Regions from separate parts of the Homo sapiens genome. Here region 2 is linked to region 1. Evidence: chromatin loops called from intact Hi-C (ENCODE). Cell type or tissue: endothelial cell of umbilical vein. All regions are shown on one strand. Region 1 overlaps SHLD1 (shieldin complex subunit 1). Region 2 overlaps SHLD1 (shieldin complex subunit 1).

Region 1 (8,000 bases):
GCGTGAGCCATCATGCCAGGCCTACAGAAATACGTCTATTGGTAGGGGAAATAGAAAGAATCAATGGAACACCTGTATGTACCTACTGTTCATCCTTATCCCACTTAAAAAATATATGTGCAATGGCAGAGTAATGGAATATTTTAAGACTTAGAAAGACTCTAGGCAACTTAGGCAAATGCTCTCATTTCACAAAAGATAATTAAATGGCTCGGAAGGTCCCATAGCTAATTAGAGGCAATAATGAGATTAGAACACCTATCTCCTAATTGCCACCTAGCCTAATGCTAAGATCACTCTACCACAGTATCAGTCCCCTTAGTTACTCGATGTCTAAGGTGGTCCATTATTGAACAATACAATTTTTTTTTTTTTCCGAGACAGAGTCTTGCTTTGTCACCCAGGCTGGAGTGCAGTGGCACGATCTTGGCTCACTGCAACCTCCACCACCCGGGTTCAAGCAGTTCTCCTCCCTCAGCCTCCCAAGTAGCTGCGATTACAGGCGCGCAGCATCACGCCTGGCTAATTTTTGTATTTTTAGTAGAGATGGGGTTTCACCATGTTGGCCAGGCTGGTCTAGAACTCCTGACTTCATGATCTGCCTGCCTCGGCCTCCCAAAGTGCTGGGATTACAGGTGTGAGCCACTGCGCCTGGCCGAACAATCCAATTTTTGACAAAGGTGTAGTATGTGATAAACTAGATATGCCAGAAAACTGAAATAACAATGAGACCTCAGTATGTGACATCACTGTGTACAGCAGGGTTTCATACCCTCAGCGCTATCGGGCTAGATAATTCTTTGTTGGGTGGGGGAACTATTCTGTGCATTGCAGGATATTTAGAAGCATCCCTGGCCTCTCCCGACTATATGTCAGTAGCATCCTATGGCTTTAACAACCAAAAATGTCTCCAAACTCCACCAAATGTCCCCTGGTGGTGGCAGCACGGGGCAACGGCCACTGGTTGAGAACCAATGGTGTAGAGGAAATATTTAAGTTGTCTGTACAACTGAGGAAGGATGGATGCAGTTGTACAATGTGGGGTAAGAGTGGTTAGAAGATAATTCATCCAGCTAGAGCTGGAGCTGCTGAGCTTTGACTGTATTGGTTGTTTTTGGTGGCAGAGTGACAATAACCTCTGGAGCAAGCTGGACTACAGAACTGGGGACCCACTTCAGGGGAGGCAGCCGGCTTTTCCTTTCAGGATGCTGCTAATCAGACACTTGGCAGTAGGGTGTGACATAAGGGGAAATGAGGATTTAACTCTGAGCTCAGAGCAAATACATCTAATTCTAAGAGTCTATTTAAGGAGAGCCATATCTATGAATGCTGTCAAGATTCACTCTAAACCATAGTTAGTATTTGTTTCATGGAATTAAAATGAGTTTCTTATTTTTGTGCAAACATGTACGTTAAGATCCTTTCCACTATTTAGTCATACATTTAGTTCTTTGGTGATTTTTAAAAGCTGTCCTTTTCATCACTTATGAGCATGGTTTTAGAAAGAAAAATCCACCCCCAACATTTCTCACCTCCTCTTATGAGAAATTATTCTTTTTTAGTTCTACCTCTGGAAGTACATTCTCATGAGGTATGTGCCACAACTCTGTATCTGCCACTATGGCAACTCATAAAAAATGCCACCCCCTTAAATTCCTTCATGGCATATTAATTTGATGTTCTAAAACAAACACTTTACTGTGAATTAACTCCTAACCGATAATATTAACCCAACTAAACTGGCTTCTGTAACACTTTCACCATCTGTAAGAATGTTTCTTGTGCAAATAAAGGCGATCTTTTGTTACTTAGCCATTAAATTTCATTAAAATATTTTCTGCTTAAATCCACTAAATCACTAATATTCAAAATACAACAATATAGTTACCAAGTTTGACTCCATGAATGAGAATATTCATTCACCAAATGCATTAGATAAGCTGTGTAAGAGGAGATTCCCTGCAAGATTGTTTATGAGTAAAAACATGGGTCAATCTAAACATCCATCAATAGACATCTCGTTAAATAAACTATGATCCAATCATACAATGGGATACTATGCAGACAGTAAAAATATGAGAGAGCTACATGTACCAACATGGCAAGCTGCCTTATTATAGCAATAAGTGAAAAAAGGGCAAGATGCAAGATAATATTTTGGTAAAATTCCATTGGTATTTAGAAAAAAAGATATACGTGCTGTTTGTGTGTGTACAATATACACATGTACATATGTATGTATGTCTATCTATATTTATGTATATAGATCTGTAGGTGTGTATATGGAAGGATACACAAAAGTTATCTACAATAATTACTTCTGGGGAGAAGCATGAAGACCTAGGACTTTTACGTTTCTTTTTTTTTTGAGATGGAGTCTTGCTGGAGTGCAGTGGCGTGATCTTGACTCACTGCAACCTCTGTGTCCCAGGTTCAAGGGATTCTCCTGCCTCAGCCTCTCGAGTGGCTGGAATTACAGGTGTGTGCCACCATGCCCAGCTAATTTTTATATTTTTAGTAAAGACAGGGTCTCACAATGTTGGCCAAGCCGGTCTCGAACTCCTGGCCTCGCGATCTGCCCACCCTGGCCTCCCAAAGGGCTGGGATTACAGGCATGAGCCACCGCGCCCGCCCTTACATTTCATTTTATACTCTTTTGTACTGTTTATTTTTATAACGATTTTTTAAAAGAAAAGGATGATTAGTGCTTTATCATTAAAAATAGGCTAACCTTATCACAAGTGTCACAACAATGATACATATACCCACCTGGGGACCTTCCTCCAAAGACTAGTAGCAGTAAGTCTACAAAAAGAAGAGAGATTTCCTCTTTCTAGCTCATTGCTTGAAATCACTTCTGGTTTCTAGGGAGCATAAATTCTGAGGCTATATTCTCCAAAAGGAAGTCGAAGGGGTACCTCTTTTCCAACAATGTTAAAGTAATTCTAGGGTTAATGTTTTGCCAAACTGGGAGATTCCACAGAAATATGTCCCAGTGACTCAGGAGGCTGAGGTGGGAGATCACTTTAGCCTGGAAGTTTGCAACCAGCCTGGGCAACATGACGAGACCTCAACTCTACAAAAAAATGTAAAAACTTAGCCAAGCATGGTGGAACACACCTGTAGTCCCAGCTACACAGGAGACTGAGGCAGGAGGATGGCTTGAGCCCAGGAGTTCAAGGCTGCAGTGAGATATGATCGCATTATCAAAAGAGAGCAAGATCCCCAATTCAAAAAAAAGGAAAAAAGAGAAAGAGGAAGAAAGAGAGAGAAAGAAAAGAAGGAAAGAAGGAAGGAAAGGAAGGAAGGAAGAAGGAAGGAATGAAAAGAAAAGAAGGAAAAAATAAATAGTAACTTATGAAACTGCTTTGAAAACTGGGATGGGTATTACGAGGAATTTTCAGAAGTTAGGAATTTATACTACATTTTCAGGTTTATTTTTTTAATTAGGATGATATAATTGTGCCAATTTTGAATCACAATTTGAGCTAATCATACATAACCAAGAGCTGCCCTCAGCCCAGCACAAGAGAGGCGTACCAGGCAAAGGCCACCCAGGAGGGCAAAGCCCTGCAGGGCTCCAGCTGAAAGCAGTGGGCATGGGCCTGGCTCACAGCTACCAGCCAGCTGATTTCTAAGCCAGTGCATTGAGGAATAAAATGAGAATTCAAGGCCAAGATTGCAGGTACAGGTTACACGACCACTCACTCACTCTTCGGTGCTAAAATCAAGTCCTTCAGTGGAAATACATAATACATGGCATTCTAGTGGAGAGGGTGGTGACAGAGGGCTGGCAACCATCACTGCCACCACTCTGTTCACATCCCTTGGGTGCGGAGAAACAACAACACAGGATGTAAATAAGAAATGTTGGTATCTTAACTGATCAGTGCATCACGGGCAGCCAAGGTGGTTAACAAAGCCAACTCTCCCTTCATTCTGCAATGACATGGTGATGCTGAATCTCTCTGTCCATGGCCAGAAGCAGGCGCCACTGCCCTCAACAGCTCCTGGGACAACACTGCAGGCCTCTGTTCCACTTCTATCAAAATTCTATTGTTTTGTTTATTTTAGGTTAAGCCTAATTCCTTCAGAACTTGGGAGGTAGTTTATCAAAACTGCATGCCTGACTGGTAGGAGAGGAAATGAACACAAGGCATGTATTGCAGATAATCCACTTCCCCACAGTAATACAGGAAAATGATCAGTGCTTCAAAACCATCACAAAGGATGGGGTAAGTGATAGAGGGACGGGAGATAAGCAAATGTTCTAGTTTTCAAATGGAAGGAAGAAGACACGATCCACAAATCCATATACTGTGGACCAATAGCATGATGCGTAAGCAACAGTTTTAAAGTTTGTGGGTGGAGATTCTCACTTATGTCAGCTACTATGTGTCCACCCATCAGGTAGATATTATTGTCCCCATAAAACAGATAAAGAAACGCCAAGTAAAAAATTATAAAGCAGCCAGATGTGGTAGCTCACACCTATTATCCCAACATTTTGGGAGGCTGACGCAGGAGAATCACTTGAACCCAGGAGTTCTAAACTAGCCTGGGCAACAGAGCAAGGCCGCATCTCTAAAAAATATTTAAAAATTTAAATCAAAAAACATGTTTAAAGCGATAATGCCCTTCAAACCCCAAAGGCTGTGCTTTCTCCCCATTCAATAGAGAAATGGAGGTCACCAGACCCAGCCGTCACTCCTGCCATATTAAACACAAATTTAGGCCAGGCGCAGTGGCTCATGTCTATGATCCCAGCACTTTGGGAGGCCAAGGAGGGCGGATCACCTGAGGTTGGGAGTTTGAGACCAGCCTGGCCAAAATGGTGAAACCCTGTCTCTACCAAAAATACAAAAATTAGCTGGATGTGGTGGTGCACACCTGTAATCACAGCTACTCGGGAGACTGAGGCATGAGAATCATTTGAACCCAGGAGGCAGAGGTTGCAGTGAGCCGAGATTGCGCCACTGCACTCCAGCCTGGGAAACACAGCAAAACTCTGGCTCAAAAAGCAAAACAAAACAACACAACACACAAATTTAATCAACAGTTCAAGCATTTACATTCCTATTTTGTTGTCTGCCCCAAATAATTTACCTTTCCCTTTTTTAAGAAATTGAAAAGTGTACCACTTATAGAATGGCCTAATTTCATAATATAAACAAACAAAAAGGATTAGGGGTCTCACGCCTGTAATCTCAGCACTTCGGGAGGCTGAGGTGGGCGGATCACCTGAGGTCTGGAGTTCAAGACCAGCCTGACCAACACGGAGAAACTCTGTCTCTACTAAAAATACAAAATTAGCCAGGCATGGTGGCACATGCCTGTAATCCCAGCTACTTGGGAGGCTGAGGCAGGAGAATCACTTGAACCCAGAGGGCAGAGTTCGTGGCAAGCCGAGATCGCGCCACTGCACTCCAGCCTGGGCAACAAGAGCGAAACTCCATCTCAAAAACAACAGCAGCAAAGGATTAAGACTTTGATAAAGAAGATTAAGGAGGGGAAAACAGAATGTTACTGCAGCTTCATGACTGTTAGACCAAGAGTTGAGCATGAAGGCACAACCCTCCTAGGCCAAGATAGTATTATTCTCCTGGGAGACAAAAAGGGCATTTGGGGTTAGTATTGTAAACTCTTGTTTTTCCTTCAGCTGATCACTGTGGAATGCTGCCAGGCCTCCTGCTGCCTGGACTCCACCAAGATTTCCTGTTCAGGGCAAAGGCTTTATTTCGCCACCAGCACACAGTTCTGTGTTAGGTAAACAAAGTGCTGGAGTCTTTGAATATGTGGAATCTCTTGGGTTGATTTGCTTTCCCCCTTGCCTTCAAACACTTCAAGTTTTCAAAGTCAATAGGAAACATCTCATGCAAAATTGAACAAGAGGCTCCTTCTTCATGCAAACTTTTGTTTGATGCACAGGCATAACTTTCCATGCCAGTCCTGAAATGGAAAGTGGCACTGGCATTCATGATTAGGTGACAAAAATGAATGACGGCCACCTTCATCAAGTATGATTTCTGCAATGGAATTTTTAGAGCACATATTATGTTAGGCCATAACTGAAATGTTCTTGTACGGTCACATATCAAGTCAAAGATAATGAACGATCACAGGATGTGGCAAAACCTGAACAAACAAAATTAGCCTGCAGGTGCCACAAGGTCATGTAAAAAACACACAGGAGCTAGATTTTCTTGTTTGTTTTTTGGTTTTTTTTTCTAGTTTTTTTTTACACTATACTAATGTCTTACAGTAACTGTATATATATATATAGTTTTTTTTTGCGATATACAAATGTCTTACAGTAACTATATATATATACAAAGACCTATAGTAAGTTACTATATATATATAGTAAGTACGGCTCATTGCAACCTCTGCCTCCTGGGTTCAAATGATTCTCATACCTCAGCCTCCTAAGTAGCTAGGATTACAGGCATGTGCCACCACGCCCAGCTAATTTTTTTTGTATTTTTAGTAGAGATGAGGTTTTGTTATGTTGGCCAGGCTGGTCTCAAACTCCTGGCCTCAAGTGATCTGCCCGCCTCGGCATCTCAAAGTGCTAACATTACAGGTGTGAGCCACTGCGCCCGGCCATACAGTAATGATATTGATCTCGCCATAAGACTGGATAACTTCCTTAATGATCGAAGGGGCAGAAGACAGGCCCTCAACCTCCAAATAGCAAGTCCACACCACCTGCTCTTTCGTCATTCTTGTTTTGTTTTTTTTTTTTAATCTTTTTTATTTTTTTGAGACAGAGTCTCACTCTGTCATCAGGCTGGAGTGCAGTGGCGCGATCTCGGTTCACTGCAACCTCCACCTCCCAGCTTCAAGCGATTCTCCTGCCTTAGCCTTCTGAGTAGCTGGGACTACAGGTGTGTGCCACCACGCCCAGCTAATTTTTTTTTTATTTTTAGTAGAGATGGGCTTTCACCATGTTGACCAGGATGGTCTCGATCTCTTGACCTTGTGATCTGCCTGCTTCGGCCTCCCGAAGTGCTGGGATTACAGGTGTGAGCCACCGCGACTGGCCCTTGTTTTTTTTTAAATGTTAAATCTAATGCCTAGAATTCTGGAGACTCCCCTGAAGCCACAGGCTCCCACATTTGGGAGAGCTTTCATTCTTTCTATCAGATTTTCAAAAGGATCTACAGACTGGGCTTGGTGGCTCATGCCTATAATCCCAATGCTTTGGGAGGCTGAGACGGAAGGATCACTTGAGGCCAGGAGTTCAAGACCAGCCTGGGCAACATAGTGAGACCTTGTCTCTACAAAAGAATTTTTTTAAAAAATTAGCCAGGCATGGTGGTACTCATCTCAAGTCCCAGCTACCTGGGAGGCTGAGGTAGGTCTGCTAGAGCCCAGGAGTTCAAAGCTGCAGTGAGTTATGATCACGCCACTATACTCTAACCTGGGTAACAGAGCAAAACTTTGTCTCAAAGAAAATGAAAAAGAAAAAAAAAAGATCTGCAATCAAATAAGGTGAAGAACAAATGTGTTCACAAGGCCCCCTGGTCTTCAGGAATGCTGGATTGAAATACGGCCCCTCTTGAGTTGCTTATTGACTGTATATTAAAGGCAAGAATAAGCCCAGAACAGCGAGAAGGGAAGGCCGGGACTGGTAATCAAGCCAGATGGAAGCCAGAGCAAAATGGAACCCATTTAACACTTTGTCTTGGTCCTGGCCCTGCAGTGAGTGATGAAGAATTCTTGGTATAATCATTAAAAGAAAGCTCAAGAGGCCGGGCACAGTGGCTCACGCCAGTAATCTCAGCACTTTAGGAGACCAAGGTGGATGAATTGCTTGAGACACTGGGCAACGTGGCGCACATGTGTAGTCCCAGCTACCCAGGAGGCTGAGGTGGGAAGATCACCTGAGCCCAGGAGGTCTAGGCTGCAGTGAGCCATGATCACGCCACTGCACTCCAGCCTGAGCAACAGAGTGAGACCCTGTCAAAAAAATGAAAAGAAAAAGAAAAATAGAAAGG
Region 2 (8,000 bases), 56 kb before region 1:
AATATCTGTTGCTTGATCAGGATGCTGGCTACACAGGCAGGGTGTTTGTGAAAATCATCAAGGTGTTCACTTGTATGATATATGTATGTTTCTGTGTAATCATTATTATCCAATAAAAAGTGTTAAAAGCTTTAAAAAGTTTAAAAAGCTGGCCGGGCACAGTGGCTCACACATGTAATCCTAGCACTTTGGGAGGCTGATGTGGGAGGATTGCTTGAGGTCAAGAGTTCAAGATCAACCTGGCCAACACAGCAAGATCCCATCTCTATTTTTTCAAATAAATTATTTTAAAATAAAAAAGCATGGCTCTATTGTTTTGTGCTAATTACTGGTAATAAGATCTGTTACATGGGCCTTTACATAGGTTATGCAAAGAAATAGACTAATGAAATGAGTAATAGCACATGAATTTAAGACATCGGTAGGAGTTCTCTTCTTAAGGGTTGTGATGTTTCTGCGCTCTTAGTTCTGATGTCTCACAAAGACCTGAAAAGAGCCACAGATGATATCACAGGCCAGTCATAACATGCATGAGATGGTATAATGTTGGTGAATTTATCTGTGGGGCAGAATTAGACAATAATGCCAAAGGCCAAAGCCTCAATATCCTTATCTGTTAGCCTTTATTAAAGATTCACAGAGATAAATGGAAAATGCCATCCTAACCTCACAGAGATCAAATTAAGCAGTGAGTTTGCAGGGAATCAAATATCTTGTATTGACCTGTCACAAACACTTATTCAGATGCAAGTAAACACACACCACACTCTTTTTAAACCTGAGGTGATTCTGACTTTGAGACTTCTAAACTCTCTACTTTTGGGCTATCCTCTCACCGGGCACTCTTGGCACACATATTTAAATAAAGGTTATGAAATGTTTGACACTAAAATCTCATTGCCAAATAGAAGCTGCTGCTTTCCAACATGAAGATTCAAATAACTCGTATTTTTTGTCCTTTTAAAAACAACATAAAATAATCCAGTTTCCTTCTGTGGGTAGCCATGGAGACGAACCGCAAACATTGCAGTGACTGAGTCATACTAAAAATGATAGCGTTCTTCAAGGACATCTATTAATATGCCTCTCATTAAAAAAACAATAAAGCTAGCTACCTTAAAATTTAATTGCCAGGTTTTCAATTATAAGTCCCCCTGGCTTCACGATTATTTGGGGGCCAGTTGAATAGGAAACGCCCATGGAGAAAGAAGCAGACGATTGCTTGTCAGAGGAAAACCTGAAGTCTTGTTTTCTCCAGTGTCTCTCAAGGACCTGTTCATTTCCTATTTCTATCATCTGGGTCTCCTTCCAGGAGGTGCCTCTACACTTCAATCTGGAACACTGTTTCTTACACCTAATCTCCCCAGCACTGGAAGCCTGAGTGTGAGTGTGTCATTCCTAACCTTTAAAAGGCTTCTCTCTCCATCCAAGAGTCCCTGGGATACCTTCCTGAGATGGCACACTCACTCTCAATGTATACTTTAAGGCTGACCCGTTTGCATAATCCGCTTTCTGGAAAGCTTTTGGAATCTTAGGCCAATTAAATTTCACCTCAAGTGTCTCAAAATCTAGTTGCTCAGGGCTGCCAGCTTCTTTTGTTGTTCCCCCCAACCCAAAGGCAATATAACCCTTTCTGCCAATGCAATTTGTTGAAAGCACTGCTGCGATAGGGATTAGCATGAGGCTTCCAATTGCAGCTTGAGATCCCGGTGCCAGGTGATGTAATTCTACCAACTGAGTCTCAAATGGGGGTTCAGGACACGACCCGCAGAGCGGAGCATCTGCCAGTGCAAACCTGCACTGGCTATTTAAAGAGCTCCCTGGTGAGGAAGGGCTCATGCCTGGAGGACAGGGACAAGGTGGCCAAGAAGTCCTGCTCTGGGCAAGCCTTTGCAAATGGAGCTCAGGGTGTTGGAGGCAAGGACAGGGCAGGGGTGAGGGGCCAAGCGTTCACAAGGTGACAGAGGGTGCAGGCAGGCAGAAGACAAGAGAAAGTAGGGCCCCACCTGGGCAAAGGATTATTTATTCTCTTCAAACACAACTTGACAAGGCCACGTGGCATCAGCCTAGCGTAGCATAATTGTGCTTACATATACTGTGGTGGGTGGTGCACATTTGTTACCTTCTCACCTTTCACGTTTGCAATCTGATAAAAGACAAGAGATTTTAAAAAGAATTGTGAATTTTCGCTGTTATTTTAGATTGTCCAAATGTTCCTTCCACACCCAGTTAGTATGATAAAACATGGATTTCTAGCTTTGGAGAGGAGGCAAGGGTGTGATCAAGATGTGATATACTTTTCTCAACTGTATTTCAATCTTTATATTATTTTAGGACATGTATTCTCAATGACATGGTCTCAGTTTTACAACTTGATATAATTCCTTATACCTGATTCGGTGTAGAGCTTTGTATCCTTCTAAAACCTCATCTCACAGAAGCATGTTCTCTCAGGGTGAATTCTCCCAGAAGTAGACTCTGAGTCAAGGATTCAGATATAAGAGGTTTATTAAGGAAAGGCTCCCAGAGACACCAGTAAATAAATGGGAGGGTAGGGAAAGGGATTAAGCCCAGCAAGGGTGTGATTTCATGTAATGTCCCAGCCTCAGGCCGATCTAGAGGAAAGGGAGTGCTAGAGCATAAATTACTCCTCAGAGAATGTCCTTCCTTGAGGCAAGGGAGCTGGGCTTTTGACTCGTAGCCCAGTCAGTCAGCGGCCTTGGCCAAGAGGACGGAGAACTCCCAGACCCTGCTGGCTCTCCATATGGGCTGACTGGCTCCAATACCAGGTCACAGGTGCCAGCCTTTAACCTCAAAGCACTTAATTGGGATTGGGCACACAGAGCTGGCCAGAGACCCTAGGGGATCTGGGTGGCCACCAACACTGCTGGTCATGGCACAGCACCTCCATTACTACCCTGCACACTGCCCGGCACCAGTTACAGGTCTTTCATTACATTCTGCTGCAAGAGGAAATGAGTAATATCCTTTGACAGTCCTGGGTTTGGCTTTTCATCATCCAAAGATGTACTTCCTTCCTCCAGTGGGTAGAAGTGGGTGTCCCTGGAATGCCTCTGTAAGACGGAGCAGCCGTCCCGGTTGAAGATCACCCGGGCCATTTGAAAACTGCGGAGGGCATACTTTTGGCTCTCCTGGCCTCTTAGTTGAGTGATTTTCTGAGACAGGCACTTGCAGACAGATGCAGAGAGTGAGTTTGCAGAGCCTGGCTGTGGATGACCAAACATTTCATAGAATCTATCCAGGGATTTCCGAAGGCCATCATCCTCTTCCTTCTCTGACTGGCCTTTCACAGCAGGGTCAAGCCAGAAGTTCTCAGCGGTCCAGGAGTTATTTTGTTCTATATTTAAGTTACTGGTGTCTGCAAGACAAAACGTATTCCAATACTCAAACACACAATCAAAAATATCAGAAAGCAAGCCAAGAGCAGATGATGTCTATTTTCAGTTCAACATGCTTACTGTTCCTGAGTAACTGGCAATGGGAAATATCAGCTGATTTCAAAATCTGTTCTCACCATCCTGAGGTTATGCCACTTGCTTGCTCACAACGAGAACATATTACTTGTGTGGACCAAGGATTCTTAGCCCGATGTCCCTGTATAGAAATTCAGGGTGCCTGTGAACTTGGATGTAAAAAATATACATATATATTTATTTATTTTCACTAACCACAACCTGAAATTAAGCATTTCCTCCCATGATGAATGTAGGCAGCAAACCACAGTATTAATAGCAGTACCTGTAACTTTGTCACCAATAGATCTCAGCTGTTACAGGAAAAACTTGGGACTGTAGTACCCACCCCCAAACTGGGAAGGTGCTGAAAGACCAAAGAATAACTTGGACAAGTCCAGCTTGATGAGTAGTTGAGTTTATTAGGGCTTATAACAGGGCACTCCTGGATGGCAGCAGGATAGCTCTAGAGATCCGTGCGTGTGCACGATGGGACTGTTTTCCTTGGTAGGTTCTCAGATTCTCTCCGGGATGTCTGGGTTCTCAAGGACACCTACTCCTCAGCTGGGCACCATGGCCTTGGCTCACTGCTCAGCCTTCAGGGTTCAAGCAGCAGACATACACTCTTAAGTCACCTGGTGGGGGACCCACTACACACTACAACAACTATTTTCATATCATATTATAGTATGTTGAAGGTGTTTTAAATTTTTACGCTATCACTATGCTATGGACTGAATTGTGTCCGCAAAAAATTCACGTGTTGAAGCTGTAACCCCCAACATGACTATATTTGGAGAGAGGGCTTTTTAGGAGGTAATTAAAGTTAAATGAGGTCTATAGGTAGAATCCTAATCTGAAAGGATCCTTATAAGAGGAGGAAGAGAAAAGGAGATCTCTTTTTTCTTTCTCTTTGCAAGCACTAAGGAAAAGCCATGTGAGCACACAGTGAGAAGGCGGCTGTCTACAAGCCAGGAAAGGAGCCCTCACCAGAAGCTGACCAGGCAGGCACCCTGCTCTTGGACCTCCACGCCTGACCCTGATATAAGCTTTTATAAATCACTAGCTTTGACATTTCCCTGCCCCTACGAACTCAATCAGTAGCTACAATAAACATATCTGTACTTGCCAATGCTGAAGTAAGGTGCATGGTACAGTGGGTGGAGCTTTAGGAAAGGAGGTAGGATTTTGGTTTGGGCCCTAGTTTTGCTACTAGCTGGAAATGACATCTTGGACAAGTCATACAACCTTTCTGGGCTTCAACTTTCTCAACTTTAAAATGAGGGTTTTACTAAACAATCTCTCTTCTAGAATGTCTATGGTAATGTAAAGATCAGAGAAATAGATTATCCGGAAGTTATCAGCACATTCTAAAAGAATATGGACATGTGTTCTTTGAGTCACACGCAGGCCTACACATGGACAAGCATTCATCCATTCAACACTTATTTATAGAAAGCTGATATTAAGGCAACTCATTACAAGTTGTTGAAGATAGACAGATGGATGCTGAAGATCATGTCCCTCATCTGAGGTACTTGGAATCTAAGTAGGAAGAAGAGACATCGTTACAGACATTAAACAACTGAAATATAGTCACAGGATGTACATAGATATGAAATGATGTAGTGACATTAACTGGGACACTGTGGACTCTGTGGAAACATGCAGTGCCAGGGTAGCAGAATGAGTGCATGCTCCCTCTTCAGAGGAGGTGACCTGCAATCTTATTCTGAAAGGACCACGCAATGGAGAAGCAGAGTTGATGAACAAAAGGCCAGTGGCAAGAAGAAATAGAAACTAAATGTCTCCTTGGCTGGTTCCAGTTCTCCTCCTCTGCCAACTGGCCTTTCTTCAGCAGCCTGAGACCCAGCCTGGAGGCTCAAGGAGAGAGAGAACTCAGAATGGCCAGGGGGCACCCAAAACAGAGAACACGCTTTGTAAAAAATTCGATAGCAGGGATGGTATTTCCACTACACTAGTTTCCAGAAAGCTTAAAGCTATGTCCCAGGCCCGTCTTTTTTTTTTTTTTTTTTTTTTTTTTTTTTTTTTTAAAGAATAGTAAAGAAACTTTCCTTGACCTTGCTATGCCCAGAGCTTTTACCCAAGTTCTTCCCAAGAACACTATCACTGGACTGAAGCCTCCAGGATGGGTGGAAGGGGAGGGAGACAGATGCTGGTCTCTTTCTTGTTCTGATGGCATAGAAGCAGCAGGAGAGGAGTTCTTGGCCTGTACTCTTCAGAAGTGCCAGGTTTGTGAAAACCAAGGAAGGACTGAGCTACTGTCCCAGAATGAAGGAGGCTAAAACAGCCATGACAGCCAAATGCAAAAAAAAACTTTTTTTAAACTTCATCTTTTCATTGTAAAGCACATTACTGGGGCAACTGGAGAGCTGTGAATGGGGTCTGAGGATTAGATGGTAGTAATGCATCACTGTTAATTTCTTGATTTTGATGATTTTATTGTTTTAGAAGAGAATGTCCTTGTTTGTAGAAAAATCAGGATTGGTGGCCTGATTTTTTGTGAGCAAATCTCAAATAATTCATAAAAAAGGGCTCTTTGTTTTAAAAAATTGTTGTAAAAAAATTAAAACAAACCTCTGGGGGGATAGATGTAAAAACTTCCTTTGCTGGCCTACTTTAATATCAAGCAACCAAATAAGAAGCCTTAGCTTGGGTAATTGCCTAACAAATGATGCTGCTGTTAGAAAGCTGAAGGGAGAAGGAGAGGGAATGGGGTCCCGTGATGGCAGGATGAAGGGTCCCTTCCTACCTTCTTACCCGCAGATGACCTTGTCCTGGGTAGGGGTTGGGAGGTGGTGGCTGGAAGACAGAAGCTGGGAAGGGCCAATGGGGTGGGTGGGAGAGAGCGGGGGATGCCCACCAACAACACTGGGAAAGTTGAACCCTCAAAACTGTCCACGTACAATAGAAAACGCCAAGCAACATGGCACGTACTTGGTAAGTAAATTGTCAATGTGCTTTGATATGCAGGATTTAAAATTTTCATCTGTGTTTCATTTAATTTAAAAATTTTGAAATCCAGTGTCCACAAAAGAGGCTAAAAGCTAGCTGTCTCCTATACTTTTCATGCACATGTCAGGCAGTCTGCCAGTCGTCTTCAGAGAAACAACCCTTCCCCTTCAGAAGACCAATGACATACGGGTTGAGTCATTTACTATGTCAGTTATTTTGAATGCTGCCTGCAGTCCATTTCAGTTTTTGATTTCCTTTTAAAATTTGCTTTACTACCAACTATAAAGCCTCCTCTCTAATCATAAGGCTGTTGTAGCTTTTGGATGTCACCATTTCTTTGCCAGCAAATGTAGCTAATTGCTTTTCCTTTCCTGATGTGTCCATGTGTGGAAAGAATGATGGTACTAGTCAGTTCGTGCTCAGTGATGCATCCTCCCAGTTACGTTCAAACCCCACCTTATTCTCTCTGTTGGTATATTCCAACCTTGTAGAGCTGTCAAAGGGGGATAGCAACGTCTTCAGGGAGAGTCTAGGGATGTTTTTGTGTCAGGGATTGCAAAGTGCTACTTGCATTTAGTGAGTGGGGTCAAGGATGTAAACATTCTACAGTGCACAGGACAAACAAAGAATGGTCCATCTCCCAAATACCAATAATGTCCCCCTGCCCCTCACCCCTCCCCTGGGTCAAAGGATGGATCTTGAAAGGAGTGGGAACTCAATGTTGACTCCCGCTGCACTGTAATATGTTGATTTGCCTTGAGCTCCCTAAGAGACTTTTGCTGTTGGTCCCCATTCCCTGCACAGCACCCTTCTTGCTGGTACCTATTCGAGTTACACATTTTCCCTTCTCAGACCATGAGATGGCTTTTTTACCCCACAACAATGGTTGAGGGGGAAAACCATTGGCCCTGGTCCCAGTGATTCTGGTATTATTTAAATTGAATGGAACTTGCCTTTTTATATATTTTCCATCATGAATAGGATTTCTTTAGAAATTTACAAGAAGAAAAGGAGGAGGGCAGGGCTTGATATCACAATGCTTTTGCATGCATCCAATTGTTAAATTTTCTCTTTGCCAACAAGAAAAGAGATAACATATAGATACTTCAGATTCCTTTTGAGGTGAAGTCTTACTCTGTCACCCAAGCTGGAGTGCAGTGGCATGATCTCAACTCACTGCAGCCTCCACCTCCTGGGCTCAAATGATCCTCTCACCTCAGCCACCCGAGTAGCTGGGACCACAGGTGTGTGCCACCATGCCTGGCTAATTTTTTGTATTTTTGGTAGAGATGGGGTTTTGCCATGTTGGCCAGGCTGGTCTCGAACTCCTGGCCTCAAGTGATTTGCTCACCTTGGCCTTCCAAAGTGCTAGGATTATAGGCATGAGCCACCACGCTCAGCCTGATACTTGAGATTGTTATACACCTAAAAATATTTTTATATATTTAGGAGTTGTAGGTGCTTATTTGAATTCAGAAGACAGTCAACTGGCATGGAGCACTTGAGATTAATAGTTGTGTTCTGCAAGAGATGCCATTAGCCTTTAGAAAC

The links. Peaks named below come from ENCODE experiments on the same cell type or tissue, not always from the same donor. Only the 100,000 strongest peaks of a DNase experiment are listed, where the experiment ranks them.
Region 2: it touches region 1 in a loop (3-fold over the local background); 2 of 110 quality-filtered maps call a loop at or near these places.

What each region holds. Positions count from the first base shown.
Region 1 is chr20:5,802,634-5,810,633 of GRCh38, reverse strand. All of the region lies in intron 2 of SHLD1 (shieldin complex subunit 1), which reads right to left. Among named protein-coding and RNA genes, the nearest start is that of SHLD1, 56 kb to the right of the region's middle. In endothelial cell of umbilical vein, a CTCF peak has its summit at 4,035; DNase peaks (open chromatin) are centred at 5,693 and 6,133; H3K27ac peaks cover 684 bases.
Region 2 is chr20:5,858,403-5,866,402 of GRCh38, reverse strand. It overlaps SHLD1 (shieldin complex subunit 1), which reads right to left. Exons shown (of 3, transcript NM_152504.4): 3 at 2,008-3,379. The coding sequence ends at 2,940. Among named protein-coding and RNA genes, the nearest start is that of CHGB, 49 kb to the left of the region's middle. In endothelial cell of umbilical vein, no CTCF peak of the experiment used is centred here; DNase peaks (open chromatin) are centred at 1,022 and 3,012; H3K27ac peaks cover 1,806 bases.